Regions from separate parts of the Homo sapiens genome. Here regions 1, 3, 4, 5 and 6 are each linked to region 2. Evidence: chromatin loops called from intact Hi-C (ENCODE). Cell type or tissue: OCI-LY7. All regions are shown on one strand. Region 1 has its middle 17 kb from the start of MIR4708. Region 2 has its middle 49 kb from the start of MIR4708. Region 3 holds the start of LINC02324 (long intergenic non-protein coding RNA 2324). Region 4 has its middle 150 kb from the start of LINC02290. Region 5 overlaps FUT8 (fucosyltransferase 8). Region 6 has its middle 58 kb from the start of LINC02324.

Region 1 (4,000 bases), 66 kb after region 2:
GAAAAAGGGTCAGGCTGGGCTAGAGCTGGTGAAAACTCGCTGGGGAAGACCAGCCTGGCCAACATGGCAAAACCCTGTCTCTATTAAAATTAAAAAAATTAGCCGGGCATGGTGGTGCACACCTGTAATCCCAGCTGCTCAGCAGGCTGAGGCAGGAGAATCGCTTGAACCTGGGAGGAGAAGGTTGCAGTGAGCTGAGATTGTGCCACTGCACTACAGCCTGGACAAAGAGCAAGAGTCTGTCTCAAAAAAAAAAAAGAAGTAGCCAGTCTGAAGTTGCTGAGGAGAATGAGGAGAACAGGTCACACATCATCAATGTAAAGGAGACTTCATTCCTAAGGTCACTTTTTGCCTCTGTTTCAGATTTTCCTATAGTTCCCATGTGCTGGAACTCATCCCAGCCCAATTCACGTAAGACCCTTCTAGGGTGCGGGAGCAGACCACAGGAACCTGGCTTAGTACTTAGCATTACTTAGCAACAGCTTCTAAGGAGCAACGCAGGACAATAATGAGCATACAGTGTGGATAATCAATCTTCTATTGATATCTTTAAGGGGAAAAATTAGGGGGATAATCCATTTGGACCAGGAAGAAGTATAAGTGGGTAGGACTGGAAGTCGGAGGAGGTAAACTAGGGCAAGATGAAGTTCCATAACGTTCTCCACACTTCGGAAGTTGAGTCAGGTGCTTGTGCTGGGAGAGAGGACCGAATCCAGGATAAAGCTTCTGTTCAGCACAGCTCCATCTGCCAATGCAGATAACTTGGGATATTTTCATGCCAGATGTGCAAGGATCAAGAGATTCACAGAAAAGTTGTTGAGCTTGAGAGACAAAGAGGTAATTTTTAAAATAGGGAATATGGAGGAATGTATATTCTAGGAAAAGCCTTGAGTATAAAACTTTTAAAGTTTTTCTTTTTTTTTTTTTTTTTTGAGACGGAGTCTCGCTCTATCGCCCAGGCTGGAGTGCAGTGGCGCGGTTTTGGCTCACTATAAGCTCCGCCTCCCGGGTTCACGCCATTCTCCTGCCTCAGCCTCCCAAGTAGCTGGGATTATAGGCGCCCCCACTACGCCCAGCTAATTTTTTGTATTTTTTAGTAGAGACGGGGTTTCACCATGTTAGCCAGGATGGAATCCATCTCCTGACCTCGTGATCCACCCGCCTCGGCCTCCCAAAGTGCTGGGATTACAGAGATGAGCCACGATGCACGGCCTAAAGTTATATATATATATATATATATACACATACACACACATACACATACACACACACACACATATATATATGTGATTTAAATATATAGATAGATATACATATGTAACTTTTTTTCTCTTGAGACAGAGTCTCACTCTGTCACCCAGGCTAGGTGCAGTGGCGCGATCTTTGCTCACTGCAACCTCCACTTCTCGGGTTCAAGTAAGTCTCCTGCCTCAGTCTCCTGAGTAGCTGGGATTACAGGCATGCGCCACCACGCCTGGCTAATTTTTGTATTTTTAGTAGAGGCAGGGTTTTGCCATGTTGGTCAGGCTGGTCTTGAACTTCCGACTTCAGGTGATCCACCCGCCTCGGCCTCCAAAAGTGCTGGGATTACAGGTGTGAGCCACTGTGCCTGGCCCATATTTAACTTTTTAAGTTAAATAACGTACACAGCTTTCCTGGACTTCAAAACCTGGTGTTAAGGACAGACTTTCCAATATAGAGATACTAGGCTGTTTTTATATAAAATTGCTTTATCTCAAACTCATTGGTGTAGGCTCTAATGGAGGGAAGGGGATGCTGATGTCTTAGGACAGCTGCCTGTGAGAAGCTTGAAGAGCTGACTTTTGCAGTGCTTCTTAAGCCGTAGCATGCGTCGGAAACACCTGTTAGTGCTGGTTTAAAATGCAAAATTTGCAAGACTTTTTTTTCCTTATTTATCTACTATGGTTTGAATGTGTCCCCCAAATTTCATGTGTTAGAAACTTAATCTCAAAATGTGACCGTATTGAATCTTTAAGAGGTGATTGGATCAAAAGGTTTCAACCCTTATGATTAATCCATTTATAGGTTAATGGATTAATGGGCTAATAGACTAGCAGGTAATCATGAGAGTGGAACTAGTGGCTTTTTAAGAAGAGGAAGAGAGACCTAAGCAAGCATGTGAGCTCACTCAGCCCCTCACCATGTGATTCCCAGTGTGGCCTTGGGACTCTACAGAAAGTCCTCACCAGCAAGAGTCCCCTCACAGTTGCAGCCCCTCAATCCTGGACTTCCCAGCCGTCATAACTGTAAGACATAAATTACTCTTCTTTATAAATGACCCAGTTCCACATATTCTATTATAATCAACAAGGAACGAACTAATACATTATCTAAAATTATCTCCTGAAAGCAATTACAGTAAGGATCTTGCTTTTTAGAAAACAAAAAATTATTGTATACATTTTAAATTTTAAAAAACTACTTTAGCCAGGCGTGGTGGCTCATGCCTGTAATCCCAGCACTTTGGGAAGCCAAGGCAGGTGGATCACGAGGTCAGGAGTTCAAGACCGGCCTGACCAAGATGGTGAAACTCTGTCTCTACTAAAAATACAAAAATTAGCCAGGTGTGGTGGCAGGTGCCTGTAACCCCAGCTATTTGGGAGGTTGAGGCAGAGAACTGCTTGAACCTGGGAGACAGAGGTTGCAGTGAGCCGAGATCACGCCACTGCACTCCAGCCTTGGGGACAGAGCAAGACTCCGTCTAAAAAAAAAAAAAAAAAACTAGCAATACCAGGAGAAAATAAGCCCAAGCCCGGTGGCTCACACCCATGATCCCAGCACTTTGGGAGGCCAAGGCAGAATGAAGGCTTGAGGCCAGGAGTTTGAGACCAGCCTGGACAACATACCAAGACCCCATCTCTACAAAAAAAAATTTTAATTTTTAAAATTAAAAAAAAATTTTTTTTTAGATGTTATGCACTAGTAGCTACTTGGGAATGTTAGATGTTATGTCCCAGCTACTTGGGAAGCTGAGGCAGGAGGATTGCTTAAGCCCAGGAATTCACTGCTACACTCCAGTCTGAGTATACCCTGTCTCAAAGAAAAATAAAAAGAGAAAATAAAATTTTATGTGCAAAAAGTTAGGAGAGGGCAAAGTCAAGTAAAATTTCCCCATATTAACTTAGAAATAGTAATAAGGGCAAAATGTTCTAAAGGTTTCATCTGTTAGTGTCCTAGCCTGGAAAAAAAAAAAAAGGATGCCCTTAAATTGAGTCATTTAGGAAGAGTGTAATAAAGTCACTATTTACAAAGCATGGACTGGGCTTAGACAAAGCAAAAGGGATGTGCACTACCCTTGGGCTGGTGAGTGCAAGAGCCACTACCGCCACCATGTCTGTAAGGACAAGGCAATGGAACCCATTAAAGGAACCTAGAAAGCTGATAGAGAGGGCCACCTGGCAGGAAGGAACCAGAGAAATAAATATGCCAACCTCCTTGGCCAACCCCTAGAGGCTGGAGGGCAAAAGCAGCCTACTGATGTCATCCTTGTGACTCAGCCTCATGGGCAGAGAGCAGGGCAAAGAAGGGTGGAGAGCAGATTATGAGTAGCAAATGGGGAAAATCTAGCACCTGTCAGAGATGGCTAACGCACTGGAGTGGCTACTGTGTATCTTAACAAGCACTGAAGACAACAGTACAGAGATTTCCTTTTCTATCATCTCGTTTATATAACCATGCAGTAGGTTTATAAGAAACCTACCATTAAGTGGCTGGGTGCAGTGGCTCATGCCTGTAATTCCAGTACTTTTGGAGTCCGAGGTGGGCAGATCATTTGAGGTCAGGAGTTCGAGAACAGCCTGACCAACATGGTGAAACCCCGTCTCTACTAAAAATACAAAAAAATTAGCCAGGAGTGGTGGCGGGTGCCTGTAATCTCAGCTATTTTGGAAGGCTGAAGCAGGAGAATCTCTTGAACCTGGGAGGCAGAGGATGCAGTGAGCTGAGATCGTGCCACTGCACTCCAGCCTGGGCGACAGAG
Region 2 (4,000 bases):
GAGACCAGCCCAGGCAACACGGTGAGACCCCATCTCTACAAAGAATTAGCCAGGCACAGTGGCACGCACCTGTGGCCCCAGATACTCAGAAAGCTGAGATGGGAGAATCGCTTGAGCTTCAGAGGTCGAAGCTGAGGTGAACAGTGTTCACACCACTGCACTCCAGCCTGGGCGACAGAGCGAGACCCAGTCTCAAAAACAGACAGACAGAAGAGGAGAAGGCCCAGAGGGGAAGTCCATGTGAACATGGAGGCAGAGGCTGAAGTGATGCAGCCACAGGCCAAGGAACAAAGAAGCCACCAGAAGCTGGAGAGGCCAGGGAGGATCGTCCACTAGAGGCATTGGAAGGAGTGTGGCCCCAACAACACCTTGATTTTGGAGTTCTGGCTCCAAAACTGTGAGAGAATCAATTTCTGGTATTTTAGGCCACCCAGTTTGTGGTCATTTGATTATGTGCAACATACAGAAAAATGTCTGGTAGGATACATTCCATGGCAGATTGCTGGTAGTTGCCCTGTCCATTTTTCCTTCCTTTTTGGTAACAAAAAACCGCCTTTTGCGGGGATGGTCATGTGCTCAGTGAAAGCTTCCCTTCCCCAGCATCTCTTGCAGCGAACTGTGGCCATAAGACTAAGTTTTGACGAAAGAAGTATAAACAAAGAAGCGTAAGAGACTTCTACAAAGTCTCTTTATGGGAGAGTGTTGTGGGTTAAATTGTCTCTCCCCAAAATTTATATATAAAAGTCCTAATCCCTCGTACCTCAGCATGTGACCTTATTTGGAATAGGGCACTCGCAAATGTAATTAGTTAAAATGAGGTCATGAGGGTGGGCCCTAATCCAATATAAATATGTCCTTATATAAAGGGGAAAATTGGACACAGAAACACACACACAGGGAGAATGCCATGTGACGACCGAGGCAGAGATTGGGGTGATGCTTCCACAAGGTAAGGAAACTCAAAGATTTCCAGCCAATCACGAGCAGCTAGGGGAGAGGCATGGGACGGAATTTTCCTTACAGTTCTCAGAAGGAACCAATCCTGCCTGATACATTGATGTTGGACTTCTAGCCTGCAGAATTGTGAGAATTGTGAGACAATAAGTAAATTTTTGTGGTATGAGCTGCTCAATTTGTGGTCCTTTGTCACAGCAGCCCTAGCAAACTAATACAGAGAGATACACCCTTCCACTTTTCCATCTTGCTACCTAGTCCTAATATAGATAAGAGGGATGGTTCTCCATTAGCCATTGTGCTACATGAGGATGGGGGCCACATTCACAGATGGTAGGGCAGGGAGCTAGAAGAAACTTGGGACCCTAAAAACTTCATGGAGGTGCCATATTAGCCCTGGACTGCCTATTCCTTGGCTTATCTTTCTGAAAAATAAATAAAATTAAAGCTTTTGTTATTATTATGTTTTTTGAAACATGTAGTTGAATATAATTTTTTTTTTTTGAGATGGAGTCTCGCTCTGTCACCCAGGCTGAAGTGCAGTGTGCAATCTCGGCTCACTGCAACCTCCACCTCCTAGGTTCAAGCAATTCTCCTGTCTCAGCCTCCCCAGTAGCTGGGATTACAGGCATGCGCCACCACGCCCGGCTATTTTGTATTTTTAGTGGAGACGCAGTTTCACCATATTGGTCAGGCTGGTCTCGAACTCCTGACCTCAGGTAATCCACCTACCTCGGCCTCCCAAAGTGCTGGGATTACAGGCGTGAGCCAGTGTGCCCGGCCAGTTGAATATAATCTTAACCAATACACACACAATTTTGATAAATGAGTTCTTTGGGGAGAGGACTGGGATTGGACTGTCATAGGTAGGAAATGTTTGCTTTACCTGTATGTTTCAAGTTTGATGTCAGGAATGTAGTCGTGTACTCTTTTGTAATTAAAAATAAATCTGTTTTATAATAAATAAAAGGAAAAAAGAGGGATGGGAACCTGTAGATTCAAGAAGACCTAAGAAATATATCAACTATAATGGATGATTGGATGCAGGAAAAAAACAAAAAGAAATATATCAACCAATTGCAATGTATGAGTCTTATTTGGATCTTGATTTAAACCCCAAATTTTTTAAATGTACAAGATAATCGGGGAAATTTTAATATTAATCAGATATTCTATATTAAGGAATTATTGTTTTTATGAATGCTAACAATATTGTAGTGATGTATTTAGAGTGTTCTTCTCTTTTAGACTCTAAAACATGGTTTTCGACCTTGTCACAATTGTTATTTTGAGCCATGTAGTTCTTTGTCGTGAGGCGCTGGCCTGTGCATTGCAGAATGTTTCGTAGCAGCCCTGTTTCTACCCTGTCTTCCAGTAGCTAGATGCTGGGTGCACACCCCCTCCCCCCAACGTTGTAAAAACAAAAAAAGGTCTCCACATATTGCCAAATGTCCCCTAGGGGGCAAAACTGTCCTGGGCTGAGAATAACAGCTCTAAAATTTAGAGATACTGACTGGACTATGTATGGGCGAAATGATTCGATGACTGGATTTTGCTTCAAAATAATCCAGGTGATGGGGAGGGAGGGCGGTGGGTAAAATGTTCCATGATGGAAAGTTTAACATACATTTAAAATTTTTTAAAGAGTCCATTCGGACTTCTCTTTACATCAATATGGGGAACTTAATATTCTTAAATAGTCTCTCACTATAAGACAGGAATATACTGGATAAAATGCAACAGATGTTCACCTCCTCGGTCCAAGATCTTGTCTCATGTCTTCCACAAGAGCATTAAAATCCAAGGATCTAAGTTCCAAGTATGACTGGGCAAGGCAAGCCCTCCCTCCCAACCCTCCCCGCCAGGCATTCTCGGTGCTGCACCCCGGGCATACTCAGCTAGGAGCTGCTCCTACGTCTTCTTCAGTTGCTTGGTAACCCTAACTCCTGAGATGTCCTCTCAGCTCTGCCCCCTGGGCCTCCTCCTTTCCCAGTCCCCAAGCTTAAGCTAGAGGGGGTGTGCTTGGAGCCAGATTCATTAGGGCCATGCCTTGCCCATCCCTGCGAGGGCCCAGACCATGAGCCTCCTCCTCACTGTTTGCAGCTGCTCTCTACAGAGCACTGAGCAGCCCACGCTTTCACCAGGCTCACACCTGCGCCCGTGTTCTCCACCAGCTGCTTCACTCCAGGCCGTGCTCGGGACAGCCGGGCCTTTCTAGGGCCCACGCGCCCCTGGGCGTCTCCGCTGAGACCGACTTTCACGCCCACCTGGTCTTCCCCAAGACATGGAGCCTTCAAAGGTTTCATCAGAATTCCCTCAGGATGTGGGTTTTGAGTTGTCATCCGAGCCCATCAGGGGCCAGAGTGTAGGTGGGCCCAGGGGCCTCTGAGCTGGAGGCTAATGGGGCTTGAAAGGCCTCTGAGCGGAGCCAGGAACCCGCCCTCTGGGGGCCTGGGAGCCGGGCTGCGCGCTCAGGTCCCAACACGAGGTCTGAGGCGCTCTCTGCTTGCTTCAGGGGCCGCAGAGGGAGGCTGACCATAGCTGCGACACCCCCTCAGTGCTGGACACCGGGCAGGAAGCCTCTCTTGCACCGACTAGACCAGAAGGGCAGACATTTTCCCGACAAGGAAGGGAAGCAAGATTGAGTAAGATAAGCCCGGTTATTTTTATGCAGACATTGTTCCAACCACAACGACTGTTTTCGAAGGTGGGTGGTATTTGTTTGGTGGAAGGATCTTTGAGGTAAGAGGCAGCAGGGTGCTTCAGCACCACCACTTCCTTTACTTTTCTGAGTGTTCCCTTATCAAGCCACCAGTTTGGGTTCTGCTCCATTTTTCTGTCTGGTAAAGAAGTAGAATGAGGTGAAATCTGGCTACCTACTTCCCCTGGGGGGACGGTCATGGCTGCTGGTGAGTTTCAAGTGATTTGAGAACTGTTGGTATACTTAAGTGAGGAGCTCTTTCCCTCCCCTTCATAGAAATGGAATAATGTGCAGGTTCCTAACGGGACTTAGGAGTCGGAGAGCCCTGGGTTCAAATCCCAGAGC
Region 3 (4,000 bases), 63 kb before region 2:
GTTAAAATCTATTACTGGTCAACCTCTGTAACCCCATCTCATGCTTCACCCTCCTTGCTAACTACCCTCCAGCAGCCCCACCTCCAATCAGGTGCGCAAATGGGCCAAGCTCTTCCTGCCCAGGGTCTTGTACTTGTTATTCTTTCTGCTTGAAATCCTCTTTCCTCGGGCTCTGCACATGGACATCTCCTTGTTATACTTTAAAACTCAGTCTAAATGACACTTCTCGAAGAGGATTTCCATGTCTATTGTGTTTCTGTCATAGCACATACCCCAAGCCATGAGTACTATGCCTCATTTATTAGTTTGTTTTTTTGTTTGTTTGTTTGAGATGGAGTCTTGCTCTGTCACCCAGGCTGGAGGGCAGTGGCGCATTCTCAGCTCACTGCAACCTCCGCCTCCCAGGTTGAAGTGATTCTCAGGCCTCAGCCTCCCAAGTAGCTGGAATTACAGGCACACACCACCATGCCCAGCTAATTTTTGTATTTTTAGTAGGGATGGGGTTTCGCCATGTTGGCCAGGCTGGTCTTGAACTCCTGGCCTCAAGCGATCTGCCCACTTTGGCCTCCCAAAGTGCCGAGATTATAGGCATGAGTCACTGCACCCAGCCTAGTTTGCTTTTTATTGTCCATCTTCCTAATTAGGGTGAAATCTACAAGAAGGCAGGGCTACTGTCCATTTTCTTCACTGCTGGATCTCCGGCACATAGCCCTGGTTCTGACACCTGCCAGGGGCTTGATAAATATTTGCATCACCCACTCCACTTGTGCACTAGATGCCACCTCCCCTCACCTCCTCGAGGCATCTCTCCACCGGTCCCTCCTCTCTTGTGCATCATCATTTCTCCCACTTTCCTGGATCATTCCCCTCTGCAGACAAATGTGCTGTAATTTCTCCTATCTTAAAAAACAAAACAGATAGACAAAAAATCTTCTCTTGGCCCACATCCTCTTTCAGCCAACACGCTGCACATTTTATTTATTGCCTATCTCCTCCACTAGGGAAGAAGCTCCATGAGGGAATGGCTTGTGTCTGTTTTGCTTATTGCTGTATCCCTAGTACTTCAAAAGTGCCTGGTGCATAACAATTTTTGAGTTGATTGAATAAATCCTTTTGTGGAATAAATGAATAAAACAGTAAAGCCTTTTTCAATCAATAGAGAGAAAAATCAGTCTTATATCTTGAGCAATGTCTAAATAACTTAAAAGATCAAGATGGAGGCTGGGCACAGTGGCTCACGCCTGTAATCCCAGCACTTTGGGAGGCCGAGACGGGAAGATTGCTTGAGCTCAGGAGTTTGAGACCAGCCTGGACAACATAGTGACCCTGTATCTACAAAAAATAATTAATAAGAAAAGATCAACATGGAACCAAAAAACAAATATACATAGGACAGCTCTATAAAGATATGTAGCAGGTACTTACTGTGTATGTGTATTTTCCATTCTCTGCCTTCTAATATGAAAAGGTTGACAGGATAGTTTGAGGGAGAAAGGAAAATTTGCCATAGATTCCTCAGCATCAGGATAACCTCATTGCCTTAGGGCAAAAAATGAAGCCCAGAGGTAGTGACTTTTCCCAAACTCAGTGTCCTCCCTTCTAAGGGCTTAGGGCATAATCTTCCACAAAACACATCCGGATTGCTAACTCACAGTAAAGGAAAAGTTCTTACGTTTACATAGAACCCAGATGCCAGGAATTTTCTAGAAAATGGACGTGCAGTAATAGTGCCGGCCAGGAGATGGCGACGCGCCTTTCTGTCCAGGAGGACTACACTCTACGTGGCACTGAAGGACTGGGAGAGAAGGTTGGGGCCTCCTGGGGCCAGCCAGGGGCCTCTGGGGGAGGATGGCCTAGAAAACAGGGCTCTGCTTCAGAAGGCTCATTCTTGTTGGCGGGGCCCCCATGAGTAAAATAGTTGTTGTTGAATATGACACATTGTTAAGGCCTCAGATGCAAGAGCAATTACAAGTCCAGGGTGGTTGGCAGGTCTACAGTCAGGATATTTAACTCAAATTCAGGGAGTCTGAAAATCTAGGACAGCTCCTTGGCAACCCCGGACTGACAGATCTTTTGTTCGACTTTTCCTAGGTTTAGGCAACAGCCTCTGAGAGCCCACTAGATTTCCTCCAACATGGAGACTCAACCTAGCCAACATTCTACCACAAGAATCAGTACCTGGGCTTTGGGGTCCACCAACGCTTAAAATTGAGTAACTGAGTGCAAGGGTTGCAGGTAGGCAATGTGCCGATAGACATTTACATTTCCTAGAGAGAAAGTCCTTTGTTCCATCTCTTTCTCCAAGGGCTCTGTGATTCAAAAACCGGGACAGGCACAGTGGCTCACGCCTGTAATCCTAGCACTTTGGGTGGCTGAGGTAGGAGGGTCACTTAAGCTCAGGAGATTGAGACCAGCCTGGGCAACACGGCAAAAACTTGTCCCTGCAAAAAATACAAAAATTAGCTGAGCTTGGTGGCACATGCCTGTAGTCTCAGCTACTTGGGAGGCTGAGGTGAAAGGACTGCTTGAGTCTGCAGTGAGCAGGGTTGACAACACTGCACTACAGCCTGGGCAACAAAGTGAGACCCTATCCCGAAATAAATGAATACATAAGTAAATAAATAAATAAATAATTTAAAAAAAACGTTAAGCAACTACTCCAGTCTTTCCTCGCTAGAGGCCTCACTAATTCTTTACCCCAGCAAGTCCTCTGGGATACTGTAATTCTCCATTTTTTTTTTCATTGAGATGTGTCTCACTCAGGGGACAGAAAACACCATCTGTTATTTGAACAGAGAAGGTAATGTAAGAATTACTGGGGCCGAGCACAGTGGTTCACACCTCTAATTCCAGCACTTTGGGTGACCGATGAGAGAGGATCACTAGAGTCCTGGAGTTTGAGACCAGCCTGGAAAACATAGTGAGATTTCATCTCTACAAATAATAAAAAATTAGTAGGGTGTGGTGGTGTGTGTCTGTAGTCCCAGCTACTCCGGAAGCTGAGGCAGGAGAATTGCTTGAGCCCCGGAAGTTGATGCTGCAGTGAGCCATGATTGTTCCACAGCACTCAGTGTGAGTAACAGAGTGAGATCCTGTCTCAAAAAAAAAAAAAAAAAAAAAAGGTTGTTAACTAGATAACTAAAAGAGGACACTAAGGTGTCACAGTAAAAGCAACTGCAGGTTGGCCGGGCGCAGTGGTTCACACCTGTAATCCCAGCACTTTGGGAGGCCAATGCAGGCAGATCACCTGAGGTCAGGAGTTCAAGACCAGCCTGGTCAACATGGTGAAACCTCATCACTACTAAAAATACAAAAGGTAGCTAGGCATGGTGGCACACGCGTGTAGTCCCAGCTACCCGGGAGGCTGAGGCAGGAGAATCGCTTGAACCTGGGAGGTGGAGGTTGCAGTAAGCCAAGAATACGCCACTGCACTCCAGCCTGGGCAACAGAGCGAGACTCTGTCTCAAAAAAAAAAAGACCAGGTATGGTGGCTCACGCCTATAATCCCAGAATTTTGGGAGACCGAGGCAGGCAGATCATGAGGTCAGGAGTTTGAAACCAACCTGGCCAACATGGTGAAACCCCATCTCTACTAAAAGTACAAAAATTAGCCTAGCGCAGTGGGGGGCTCCTGTAATCACAGCTACTCAGGAGGCTGAGGCAGAATTGCTTGAACCCAGGAGGTGGAGGTTGCAGTGAGCCAAGATCGCGCCACTGCACTCCAGCCTGGGTGACAGAGCAAGACTCTGTCTTGGAAAAAAGAAAAAAATAAATAAATAAATAATTTTTATTTATTTATAAAATAAATACTAAACTGCAGGAAGCAGCCCCTGCCCCTGGGACTGAGAATAGGAAGGGGTGGGAATTATTAAAACTTGAAAACTTGGGACTCAGACTCCACGGAGGGGGCACCGCTTGGCTGGGCTGGCATTTCTGAGCTGGAGAGGGGCCCTGAGGACCCGACATCTCCTGGGAGAACAAGAGCATGATGAGGCTGGTT
Region 4 (4,000 bases), 670 kb after region 2:
TATTCCCTCCCTTTAAAAAACCCTGTGGGAGTTTCCTGCTGCATTTGAAATGAATGGGAGCTGCTCACAGGCCTGGCCGAGCCCCCTCCTACTCACCGCTGGCCCCTCTCCTGCCCCAGCTCAGGGTCTTCCCTCAGGAGGTTCCTCTCCTCTCTGCTTCACCCAGCAACTCCTAGTGCTCCTTTGCGTCTCAGCTCAAACCTCACTTCTCAGGGTTCCTCCTTGCTCCCCGATTAATTTGTCTCCACTGTTACTCTTCTTTTCTTCATGGCCCCTCTGCTTTGTAATGATTATTTCTGTGTGAATTTGCACATTGGTGTGATGTCTGCCTCCCCTGCATAAGCCCCATGAAGACAGGGATTATGCCTTTTTTCCCTTTTTGTCTGGCACCATTGTGTATCCTTCAGTACCTAGCACATACAGGAACTTGACAAATATTTGTTGACTATATAAATGCCCAGACTCCAGAAAATCAACTATATAAATTGGAAACATAATATTCTATTTATTATTTGAGAGCACGTAATTGTCATTTTAAAACCACAACTGTCCTCAGGCCTGGGGCAGCGTAGCCCTGACCTACGGCCTGTGCTTTAGAGGCCCCGCTCTGGCCTCCCTCAGCGTGTGGCCCTCCCCATGGGTAAGGAGTGCCCAGGGTCAATGGGACAGTCCCACCCTCTGCTCCCACCCCAGCTAGCATGGGCAGATTTAGCAAATAAAAATACATGATGCACAGTTAAATTTGAATTTCAGATAAACCATTTTTTTCTTAGTATAAGTATGCCCCATGCAATATTGGGGACCTACTTATACAAGTATTCAGTTTATCTGGAATTCAAGTTTAACTCTGTGCCCTGTATTTTATTTGGCAGCCTTAGCCCCAGCTTTTAGACTACTTGCCTACAAACCATGGCCTGTGGTCTGAATCCACCTATGTTTGTACCTGAAGTTTTATTGGAACACACCCACACCCGTTCATTTTATGTATTGTCTATGGCTGCTTTCGTGATACGGTGGCAAAGTTGAATAGGGGTGACAGAGACTGCATTGCTCACAAAGCCTAAAATAGTTACCATCTGACCCTTTATAGAAAAGTCAGCTGATCTTGTTCTAGATGACTTCCCCTCACAAGTCCCCGCGCAAGCAATCCTGAGCATACTTCCAGATCATGCAGGGGCCTTTCCCCTGGTCTGGCCTCTGAGGATGGCCCAAGGCTGAGGGGCACAGGGATGTGGATGGGGTTCAGAGGCATGCGTGCAAGGCCCTCACAGTGCACGATGGGCTGACGAGGGTGCTGGATGCTGACCCTCCCTCAGCCATCCTGTTCTGCCTGCAACCTGAGCCTCAGCTTTTGCAATTTGTACCTCGCTTTCCAATTCATTAGGAAGATATATTTTTCCAGATAGGAAACATATTTTATTTACTTTGTGTGTTAGATTGACTTAACTTTTAAATAATTAAACATGTGGTATTTAGGCCTTCTTTTTCCCTCTTGACCTGGACCCCTCAAATGTCAGGTCCGTTTTAATCAAGGCAAAGAAATGTCATCAATAGTGCCATCTTGTGGTGAGATATATACCATTATCATCTTTAAACTGTCCTGCTCCCCTTAAAACAGCACCGAAGTCGTCTAAGTTTAGGAGCTTGCGAACTCTGTCTGCTGTAACAAGGGAAGTTCAGAATTATACCACCAAAGCATTGGGAGGTTTTAAAATGTTTTCTGAGACATTAAAAGGATATTAAATGATATTCAGCACAGTTCTGTTCAAAATTAGTAGTTTATGGGTGGTCCATAATAATAACTTCTCATATTTGTACAGTGCTTTACAGTTTCCAAAGCATGTTCACACACTATTTCCTGTGGGCTCCATTGGCAATGGAGACTCTTATAATCATTGACTTGCCCCAGCTGTCCGGCAAGTCAAGTGCTCTGTCATATTAGAGCCATCTGCTATCAACCACAATGAGGGTTCAGTAGAAAATTAGCAGAGAAGTTACACTTCAGCAAACTGGAACCCTGGTGATGACCTTCCCTTAGTGTTGCCAGGCCAAGATAATAGAGGGGAAGGAAGTTTCTAGAAGGGTATCGTGATCCATCCTTCAATATCAGGGATTTGTGCTCATCGCTTACTATCCGCAACATAGCAACAGAGTGGCTCTATAACATTTCCATCATTCCTTAAACAACTTTGAAGCCCCCTCTCTGCTCAGCAGGCAGAGACCATAGGAGATGCCAAAGATGGCTCCTAGGAGTTAACGTTCACTGATGCCTTCACTCCAGCACAGCCAGGGGGTGGTCTGAGCTGCTGGGATAACTTTTCATTCCAATCTGTCAGAGATTAGCACCTTGTCCAGGGAAAGCTGTGAAAACAGCTTTCCCCAAACAAGCCAGTGTCTGAGCTAGGGAGTTCACCATCATCAGGGCTGACACACAGTTGAATTTCACATTACAGCTGGAAATACATAGAGGGAATTCCGGGAACAAGACAAGCTGGAAGAAGCACTTTTGTTAAATTATACTTTTTTTAAAGATCAATAGATGCTTCAAAGAAGTCCACTGAGGAGGTCGTTGTGTGGCTTTGACAAAAACAGTTGTGTGTCTTGCTTTGGGGAGAGCCAGTCTGAACCACCCAAGAGATGCCTTCCCAACTTTTTCTTTGTGCATAATGTGATTTGAGGGAAAACAAGTTTACTGTGCCTTTCATTGTAGACACCTGGGTTATGCGGTTAGCTAGGGGACCAAGTTTATCAGATCCAGGCTGGCCTCCTGAGCTCCAGACTTATTCATTTATTCATGCATGCACTCAGTAATGTTTATTGTATCCCATCGATGCCTCAGATGCTGTGACTCGGTATCAAATTAATAAGACTTGACCATGCCCATGTGGCATTTATAAGCTGACACTGCTGGGTACCCATATTGCAGGGGACCAGGAAATGCTTTCTCAGGGGGAGACACTTGCACCATGCTTTGAAGGACCAATACCAGTTAGCAAGACAGATGGGGGTGAAGGAAAAGAGCTCAGGTTGGCTGATGCCAAAGCCCATGCTCATAACTGCCAAGCTGCATAGTCTTGCAGAAAACATTTTCTGTTTTGACAGAGAACGTCTCAAGAAGGGACTTTACCAAGAGAAGTTCAGTTCCTAAAGCCCCCATCTCCTTGAAAAGTACTAAGACTGTGTGTTTCACAAATGGCAAGAGAGGGAGGGATAGAGGCAAAAAACGAAACAGTGACTCATGGAGAGATGGAAGCAACCCCGGGACAGTACAGCATGTTCTGCTGACCTCGGCCAGCAGGAGGCAGTGCAGAGCTCTTGGAGGAGTTGTCAGACTACACTCTGGGTGGGAAGGTCCATAAGGGGAAAGCACCCTCTGTAGGAAGGCTGCACCTTCTTTTCGTTGTCTTCATAGTGCTTATTACTTTCCGAAGTGTTATTGGTCAGTTTTTATACTCTTATCATCTCTCTCTGCCTCTCCAGGACACAAGCTCCGCTGGCAAAGGCCACTGCACTCTTGCCTGTCTTGTCCTCTGCTGTGTTCTAAATGCCTGCATTAGAGCCTGGCATGTGCTAATTTCTTAATAAATATTTTTAAAAGTAAGTTAATGTTTGTGTGAAGCTATTCGCTATTGAGAAATGGGCATTGTAGAAAACCTAGGGCCTAGGTGTTGCCTTCTGCTCCTGAAACAGCATCTTAATTAAATGGTCTATTCCACTTTTGCAAGATGGGTAGCAAGCAACATGGGGAAACCAAGCACTGGAGAATTCCTGGAAAAATAGACACCCTTTGTATAATCTGGGCTGAGTCCTGCTGGAGGCAAGGTAGGCTGCCAATGCCTAGCCAGAAAGCCAAGGCCAAGGACCAGTGAGCAGGGAGGAGTGGGCGAGGTCCCGAAGCATGGCAGCAGAGAGAATGGAAGGCACGTATATAATGAGATGTCCACTCCAGTGAGGGCAATGCCAAGACCAGCAGCAGGGCAGTCTGAGGCTCAAGACAGAC
Region 5 (4,000 bases), 320 kb after region 2:
GTTTTGATTTGCATATCCCTGATTATTAGTGATGTTGACCATTTCTTCATATGTCTTTTGGACATTTGTGTATCTTCTTTTGAGAATTGTCTTATTCATGTCCTTAGCCCACTTTTTGATGCGATTGTTTTTTCCTTGCTGTGGATTCTGTATATTAGTCCTTTGTCAGATTCATAGTTTGCAGAGATTTTTTTCCCACTCTGTGGGTTGTGTTTATTCTGCTGACTGTTCCTTTTGCTGTGCAAAAGCTCTTTAGTTTAATTAAGTCCCACCTGTTTGTTTTTGTTACGTTTGCTTTTGAAGTCTTCGCCTAAGCCAATGTCTAGAAGGATTTTTTCCGATGTTATTTTCTAGATTTTTTTATAGTTTCAGGTCTTAGATTTAAGTCCTTGATCCATCTTGAGTTGATTTTTGTGTAAGGTGAGAGATGAGGTTTTATTCTGCTACATGTGGCTTGCCAGTTATCCTGGCATCATTTGTTGCATAGGATGTCCTTTCCCCACTTTATGTTTTTGTTTGCTTTGTCGAAGATCAGTTGGCTGTAAGTATTTGGGTTTTTTTCTGGGTTCTCTATTCTGTTCAGTTGGTCTTTGTGGCTATTTTTATACCACTACCACACTGTTTCGGTGACTTACGGCCGTATAGTATGGTTTGAAATCAGGTAGTGTGATGCCTCCAGATTTGTTCTTTTTGCTCAGTCTTGGCTTTGGCTTTGTGGGCTCTTTTTTGGTTCCATGTGAATTTTAGAATTGTTTTTTTCTAATTCTGTAAAGAATGATGGCGGTATTTTGATGGGGATTGCATTGAATTTGTAGATTTGGCGGTATGGCAATTTTCACAATGACCATAAGCTCATTTTCTAATTGAGCTTCTTTGGATCTTCTCTCTTCTTTTCTTGGTTAATCTTGCTAATGCTCTATCAATTTTATTTATCTTTTCAAAAGAACAAAAATACACTAAAAAAAAATCCAAGGTATACAGGCAACAGATAGGACGATGAATGGAATAGTACCTCACATCTTAATGTTAATATTGAATGTAAGTGGTCTAAGTGCTCCACTTAAAAGGTACAGAATTGCAGAATGGATTCGAATTCACAAACCAAGCATCTGCTGCCTTCACCTAAAACATAAGGATTGACATAAACTTAAGGTACAGGGGTGGAAAAAGACATTTCATGCAAATGGACACCCAAAGCGAGCAGGAGTAGCTATTCTTACATCAGACAAAACAAAAAACAACAGCAACTAAAAAAGACAAAAGGCCTTGTCCAACAAGGCCTTTTACAATCCTAAACATATACAAGGCCTTGTAACAATCCTAAACATATACACACCTAACACTAGCGCTCCCAAATTTATAAAACAATTACTACCAAACCTAAGTAATGAGATAGACAGCAACAAAATAAGTAATAATAATAACTCCACTGACAGCACTAGACAGGTCATCAAGACAGAAAGTCAACAAAGAAACAATGGATTTAAACTCTACCCTGGAACAAATGAACTTAACAGATATTTATAGAACATTCTACCCAGCAACCACAGAGTATACATTCTATTCATCAGCGCATGGAACTTTCTCCAAGGTAGACCATTTGATAGGCCACAAAACAAGTCTCAATAAATTTAAGAAAACTGAAATTATATCAAGTACTCTCTTAGACCACAGTGGGATAAAACTGGAAATCAACTCCAAAGGAACCTTTAAAACCATGCAAATATATGGAAATTAAATAACCTGCTCCTGAATGATCATTGGGTCAACAATGAAATCAAACGGAAACTAAAAAATTCCTCAAACTGAACAATAATAGTGATACAGCCTATCAAAACCTCTGGGATACAGCAAAGGCAGTGCAAAGAGGAAAGTTCTTAGCCTTAAATGCCTACATCAAAAAGTCTGAAAGAGCACAAGTAGACAATCTAAGGTCACACCTCAAGGAACTAGAGAAACAAGAACAAGAACAAACCAGACCCAAACCCAACAGAAGAAAGGAAATGACCAAGATTAGAGCAGAACTAAATGAAATTGAAACAAAAACAATACAAAAGATAAATGAAGTATATATAACTTCTTAATCCCACTTTCCTTCCTCACTTTCCAGAGGAATTTTTATTCTGAGTGTTGTGCATACCTCCTGTCCACATTTTTATTCTTATATTATGTAAATAAGTGTGCATGAAAGCATGTTTTTATATCTTTTTAAAATTTGTAAGAATGTATCATCCTACATATATGTATGTTTTGCAACTTTTTTCACTCAACATTGTGAAATTCATGTAAGATTATTCATGATTGATACTTGTAGGTATACTTTGTTCATTTTAACTGTAGATTAAATTACCATATATGAATAACCACAATTTACTATTTATTCTCTATTAATGGACATCTAGTGTCTCCTTGTGGACATGTGCTAAAATTTCTTTAGGGTAATCTTAGAAGGATACATTCTCAGTCTTATTATATGTGCATTTTCAACTTTGGAGCAATTCAGCAATATTTTCTAAACAAATTATTCTAATATTACGTTCCTACCTTTAATGTATATGGGCTACCTTTAATGTATGTTACGGGCTTAATTGCTTCCCCCACCCATCCAGATTCATATGTTGAAGCCCTAAACCCCAGTCCCTCAGATGTGATTGTATTTGGAGATAGTCCCTTTAAAGAGATGATTAAGTTAAAACCAGGTCATTAAGGTGGACCCTAATCCAATGTGATGGTGTCCTTATAAGAAGGGGTAATTTGGGCAAACAAAAGAGGGGAGGCTTGCAGACAGAGGAAAGACATGTTGAGGATACAGTTGAGAAGAGGCAGACTTCTGCAACCCAATGAGTGAGTCCTCAGAAGAAACCAAACCTGCTGATGCCTTAATCATGGACTTCTAGCCTCCAGAACTGTGATAAAATAAATTTCTGTTGTTTAAGCCACCCATTTTATGGTATTCTGTTATGGCAGCCCTTAAAAACAAATTAATATGTGAGATTTCCAGTTTCTCTGCATCCTTATCTCACTCAGTATCACACTTTTTAATTGTCGCCATTTTAATAGAGGAGAGAGTATCTCTGTTTCAATTTAAATATCCTGGTTACCAAAAATGCTGATCATTTCTCAGGATTACTGATGAATGAAGTCCTCTTCTATGAACTGCTAGTTCATATACTTTGTACATTTTTCTATTACATTGCCTTGCCTTTTTCTTACAGATTTGAAGGAGTTCTTTATAAAATCTATATAATAATCCTACATTAATTATATATTTTCCATTCTCTTCTCTCCACCTGTGACTTGTCTATTAATTTTATTGCACAAAAATTGTTAGTTTTTTTTTTTTTTTTTGAGATGGAGTCTCGCTCTGTCGCCCAGGCTGGAGTGCAGTGGTGCGATCTCAGCTTACTGCAACCTCCGCCTCCCAGGTTCAAGTGATTCTCCTGCCTCAGCCTCCCGAGTAGTTGGGACTACAGGCGCCTGCCACCAACCCTGGCTAATTTTTTTTTTTGTATTTTTAGTAGAGACGGGGTTTCACTGTGTTAGCCAAGATGGTCTCGATCTCTTGACCTCATGATCCACCTGCCTCAGCCTCCCGAAGTGCTGGGATTACAGGCATAAGCCACTGTGCCCTGCCCAAAAATTTTTAAGTTTTAAGGCAGTCAGATTTATTAGTCTTTCTTTTTATGGTTTGGGCTTTTAAAAAAAAATCTTATTTAAGAAATTCTTTTCTCTCCCAAGATCATGAAGAATGCAAAATTTCTTCTAAAATTTTTAAGTTTTGTTTGTAAGATTGTTTGAATTTTCTGTGAAACCATCTCTTATTGAATTATTTTTCCTTTCCATATTAATTTAGAATGATACCTGTGTCATATGCTAAGATCTCTTTCTAGGTGCTTTATTCTGTTCCATTAGTCTTATCTGGCTTTGTGCCAATACTACACTGTTTCCATTAGTAAAACTTTGTTTTGTTTTCTGATGGGGGGAAATCCTATTTTTTTTC
Region 6 (4,000 bases), 120 kb before region 2:
GCTCAGGCGATCCTCCCACCTCAGCCTCCCAAGTAGCTGGACTACAGGTGCATGCCACCATGTCCAGCTAATTAAAAAAAAAATTTTTTTTTTTTTTTGAGAGACAGGGGCTCACTATGTTGCCCAGGCTGTTCTTGAACTCCTGGGCTCAAGCAATCCACCCACCTCAGCCTCCCACAGTACTGGGATCACAAGGATGCACCCCCAAGCCTGCCCATCACTGTAGATTTCATCTTGTGTTAAAGTCACTGAAATCTTAGGATAAGTGGGAGCTGCAGAAGGAAGTCAGAGGTTAGTTTGTGGGAGAATAAGCAAGTGGAACTGCTGACCTCATGGGGGCAGAGGTTTGGCAGCTGCTGTTTAGATAGTGGGGTCATCGGGCCTCTAGTTTTTTTGTCTTGTTTTTTTGAGACAGAGTCTTGCTCTGTTGCCCAGGCTGAAGTGCAGTGGTGCGATCTCACTTCACTGTAACCTCTGTCTCCCAGGTTCAAGCAAATTTTGTGCCTCAGCCTCCTGAGTAGCTGGGACTACAGGCGTGCGCCACTATGCCCAGCTTATTTTTGTGTTTTTAGTGGAGATAGGGTTTCACCATGTTGGCCAGGTTGGTGTTGAACTCCTGGCCTCAAGAGATCCTCTCACCTCAGCCTCCGAAAGTGCTGGGATCGCAGGCATGAGCCACCATGCCCAGCTGTGCCTCTAGTTTTATCTGGAGGGCCTTGGAATGATTTCTGGGCTGAGTAGGAAGCACACCCTCAGGAGATTGGACCTCCTGGGCCCCTAGCAGCTGGGTTTTGCTCAGCCTGAGTCCTGTCTCTAGTTGGAGACAATTGGGAACTGCTCCCTTAGGCCCTGCATGGCCCTACACATTCCTCCTCCTTTTCTGGGGCTAAAGCAGGGCCTTCTTCCTTGTGAGTTACACAAAGTGAGAGACACATGGTCCAAGATGGCCAGCGTCTTCATATCAGAAGATCTTGGAGTTCCTCCAGGAGCCCGGAGGTGTCTCCTTCTTGCATGTGAGGGGGGGCTTCTAGATGAGGCAGGCTTGTGAACCAAATCCATTAAGGAAGGGAACTGGGACATGAAGACGAGGAGGTGGTGTCAGAACGAGATTCTCTTTCAGGGATGTGTCATGATGTCCTAGACAGTCCCTCTTTCTTCAGTTGGTTCGATAGGAGAAGGACTGGAAGAAGGGAGAGAAGGAAAGGTGAAGTAGACCTTTGACCAGAGCCACCTGACGATGTGTAGGGGAAGACCCAGCCAGCATTCCCCATTTCCTGTTTGGGGTTGATCTTTCTGGGGTGAAGCTGATCTGTCCCTGCCCGTAGATGTGCACCAACTTGGAGAATTCCAGAATCCAGTTGATTGGGAAGGAAGATGAGAAGGTATATTTTTTCTAGAGTTAAAAGAAGTGGTGTGAGGCCAGGTGTGGTGGCTCATGCCTGTAATCCCACCACTTTGGGAGGCCAAGGCGGGTGGATCACCTGAGGTCAGGAGTTCGAGACCAGCCTGGCAATATAGTGAAACCCCATCTCTATTAAAAATACAAAAATTAGCTGGGTGTGGTGGTGGGCACCTGTAATCTCAGCTACTTGGGAGGCTGAGGCAGGAGAATTGCTTGAACCCGGGAGGTGGAGGTTTCAGCAAGCCAAGACCGCGCCACTGCACTCCAGCCTGAGCAGCAAGAGCAAAACTCCATCTAAAAAAAAAAAAAAAAAAAAAAAAGGAAATGGTGTGTTAGAGCCAGCTCCTACAGCTTGTGAGAGGCCGATTGTTAAATTTTCAAAAATGTTGTGAATCATTATGTTGATAGCTTGAAATTGGTCATAATGGGAGTATTTACACCATGACAATTGGGAAACACTACCAATCAGGGCTTCTCCAGGCCAGAAAGCTGGTTGCTAGTCACTTACCTGCATATGCCTGGGCAAAGAGTACCATTTACCTCACTGTTTGGGGGTTCCTTGTGGCCTTTTGAGGGGGATAATGACAACTCTGTCTGGCTTTGGCCTTCTCTCCGTGATGTCCTGATGGTAATCATCTAGGAAGTACTGAATAAATATTTTTACTTTGGAATATATTATGAGATGAAATACAGGTCACCCTTGTCTGTAGGTTTCTCTACTTTCCTTCTCCTATATCTAAATCACACAGGACAGGCTTATCTAGGATAATATCTCCTGTATACTCCATTCCTAGTCTCTCTAGACCGTATAGCAGCTAGTACAATGCCCAGGACAAAGTAGGTGCTCCAGAAATTGTTCAAGGAGGCTTAGAGAATCAATATCACCTGTTAAAATTTTATAGTTTTCCTGACTGTTGTCAGCAGAGGGCGATACAGGACTACTGATGTGCCAGTTCCAGCTCTTTACTCTCTCTTTAAGAGAGAAAAATATGAATTAATTAAGGTGAATGAAGTAGGAAGGGGCCAAACTGAATTGATGACTTTTAGATAAAGCATCAGTTTTGAAAAAGAAAATTGCAGCATTCAAATGATAATAGTAAACATCATCCTGTAGCACTTTACATATTACAAAAAGCACTTGGCCTACACAGTCTTCTTCAGTGCCTCGGACCACCCTATGCAGGTGTAAGCATCACAGTCTTCTAGGTGCATGTGTGGAGTCTGCAGTCACAGAGGAGTCGCCACTGGACAGGACTGGCCTGGCTGTAGTACATCTGTTGTACCCAGGGACGGGGAAGCCTCAGTGTGAAGGTTGCAGGGAGCCCAAAGCATCTGAGCTCCAACTGACTCTCTGACTTTGGACAGGTCACAAAACCTTCCTGTGCTTTAGGGATAATACTGGTACATGGCGTCAGGACATGGTGTGGAATGAAAAGAGAGGATGCATACAAAACACTTAATAGACTGCTTTTCAGGTAGTAAAACACTTAGGCACTGTTAGCTCTTACAACACCAGGCACCTGACCTGAGGGTGAAGGCAATGCTCAAGGTTGTGTAACTAGTAAGGACAAAGCCAGGACAGAAGTCCCACCTCCTCCAACCCAGGGTCTCTGCCTCTGACGAGGGACACCTGTCCCCAGCTGTCAGTGCTGACAAACCTTCCAGCCGTGCTAATCATGGCTGTCATTCTTACTTAAGTGCTTGAAGACTAGTTTTTAAGAAATTCCAGCCAGGTGCGGTGGCTCATGCCTGTAATCCCAGCACTTTGGGAGGCCGAGGCGGGCGGATCATGAGGTCAGGAGATCGAGACCAGCCTGGCTAACATGGTGAAACCGGGTCTCTACTAAAAATACAGAAAAATTAGCTGGGCGTGGTGGCAGATGCCTGTAGTCCCAGCTACTCGGGAGGCTGAGGCAGGAGCCTCAGGCGTGAACCCAGGAGGCGGAGCTTGCAGTGAGCTGAGATTGCACCACTGTACTCCAGCCTGGGCGACAGAGCGAGACTCTGTCTCAAAAAAAAAAAAAAAGAAATTCCTTCTTGAAATCCTGTTTATGCTATTAATTTATTTAGTGGCCAGGTGCAGTGGCGGCGGCTCATGCCTGTAATCCCAGCACTTTGGGAGGCCGAGGTGGGTGGATCACCTGAGGTCAGGAGTTCAAGGCCAGCCTGGCCAACATGGTGAAACCCCATCTCTACAAAAATACAAAAATTAGCTGGGCATGATGGCAGGTGCCTGTAATCTCAGCTACTTGGGAGGCTGAGGCAGGAGAATCACTTGAAGCCGGGAGGTGGAGGTTGCAGTGAGCTGAGATCGCACCATTGCATTCCAGCCTAGGTGGCAGAGCAAGACTCCATCTCAAAAAAAAAAAAAAAATTGTTACTAACTCATTTTTCTTAAAGAGCTGACAGTTAACTTCAGCCAAGTGCTACCCAGGGCTCATGATCTGAATCTGAGTGCTCAAAATCAAGTAGGTTTATGGTCCTGAGCATGTTAAAGCCAGCATGTTTAATAGGAGTTTAATAGGAGAGGAGTAGTAGAGATTCTGGTTCTGTTTGAGGCAGGAAGTTCACATGTAGGGCTGATATTGTCAGATTTTC

The links. A loop is a pair of places that touch in the nucleus more often than their neighbours do. Peaks named below come from ENCODE experiments on the same cell type or tissue, not always from the same donor. Only the 100,000 strongest peaks of a DNase experiment are listed, where the experiment ranks them.
Region 1: it touches region 2 in a loop (6-fold over the local background); 15 of 110 quality-filtered maps call a loop at or near these places.
Region 3: a loop joins it to region 2, with 3 times the contacts of the local background. A loop is called at or near these places in 22 of 110 quality-filtered maps.
Region 4: a loop joins it to region 2, with 4 times the contacts of the local background. A loop is called at or near these places in 2 of 110 quality-filtered maps.
Region 5: a loop joins it to region 2, with 2.5 times the contacts of the local background. A loop is called at or near these places in 3 of 110 quality-filtered maps.
Region 6: a loop joins it to region 2, with 5 times the contacts of the local background. A loop is called at or near these places in 12 of 110 quality-filtered maps.

The regions. Positions count from the first base shown.
Region 1 is chr14:65,349,848-65,353,847 of GRCh38, forward strand. No RefSeq gene overlaps it. Among named protein-coding and RNA genes, the nearest start is that of MIR4708, 17 kb to the left of the region's middle. In OCI-LY7, a CTCF peak has its summit at 3,392; DNase peaks (open chromatin) are centred at 1,834, 2,154 and 3,444; H3K4me3 peaks cover 1,674 bases; H3K27ac peaks cover 4,000 bases.
Region 2 is chr14:65,284,245-65,288,244 of GRCh38, forward strand. No RefSeq gene overlaps it. Among named protein-coding and RNA genes, the nearest start is that of MIR4708, 49 kb to the right of the region's middle. RefSeq lists an enhancer at 3,150-3,389. In OCI-LY7, CTCF peaks have their summits at 2,422 (motif pointing right), 2,630, 3,365 (motif pointing left) and 3,583; DNase peaks (open chromatin) are centred at 167, 2,397, 3,117 and 3,697; H3K4me3 peaks cover 1,774 bases; H3K27ac peaks cover 2,789 bases.
Region 3 is chr14:65,220,794-65,224,793 of GRCh38, forward strand. It overlaps LINC02324 (long intergenic non-protein coding RNA 2324), which reads right to left and starts at 1,554. Exons shown (of 4, transcript NR_103769.1): 1 at 1,426-1,554. RefSeq lists an enhancer at 1,887-2,026. In OCI-LY7, CTCF peaks have their summits at 1,744 (motif pointing right) and 1,946; a DNase peak (open chromatin) is centred at 1,768.
Region 4 is chr14:65,957,905-65,961,904 of GRCh38, forward strand. No RefSeq gene overlaps it. Among named protein-coding and RNA genes, the nearest start is that of LINC02290, 150 kb to the right of the region's middle. RefSeq lists enhancers at 1-2, 3-552. In OCI-LY7, CTCF peaks have their summits at 1,575 (motif pointing left), 1,776, 3,271 (motif pointing right) and 3,476; DNase peaks (open chromatin) are centred at 1,567 and 3,277.
Region 5 is chr14:65,602,743-65,606,742 of GRCh38, forward strand. The region is part of intron 3 of FUT8 (fucosyltransferase 8); the gene reads left to right. Among named protein-coding and RNA genes, the nearest start is that of MIR625, 130 kb to the left of the region's middle. In OCI-LY7, a CTCF peak has its summit at 2,396; no DNase peak of the experiment used is centred here.
Region 6 is chr14:65,161,978-65,165,977 of GRCh38, forward strand. No RefSeq gene overlaps it. Among named protein-coding and RNA genes, the nearest start is that of LINC02324, 58 kb to the right of the region's middle. In OCI-LY7, a CTCF peak has its summit at 2,339 (motif pointing right); a DNase peak (open chromatin) is centred at 2,334; H3K27ac peaks cover 460 bases.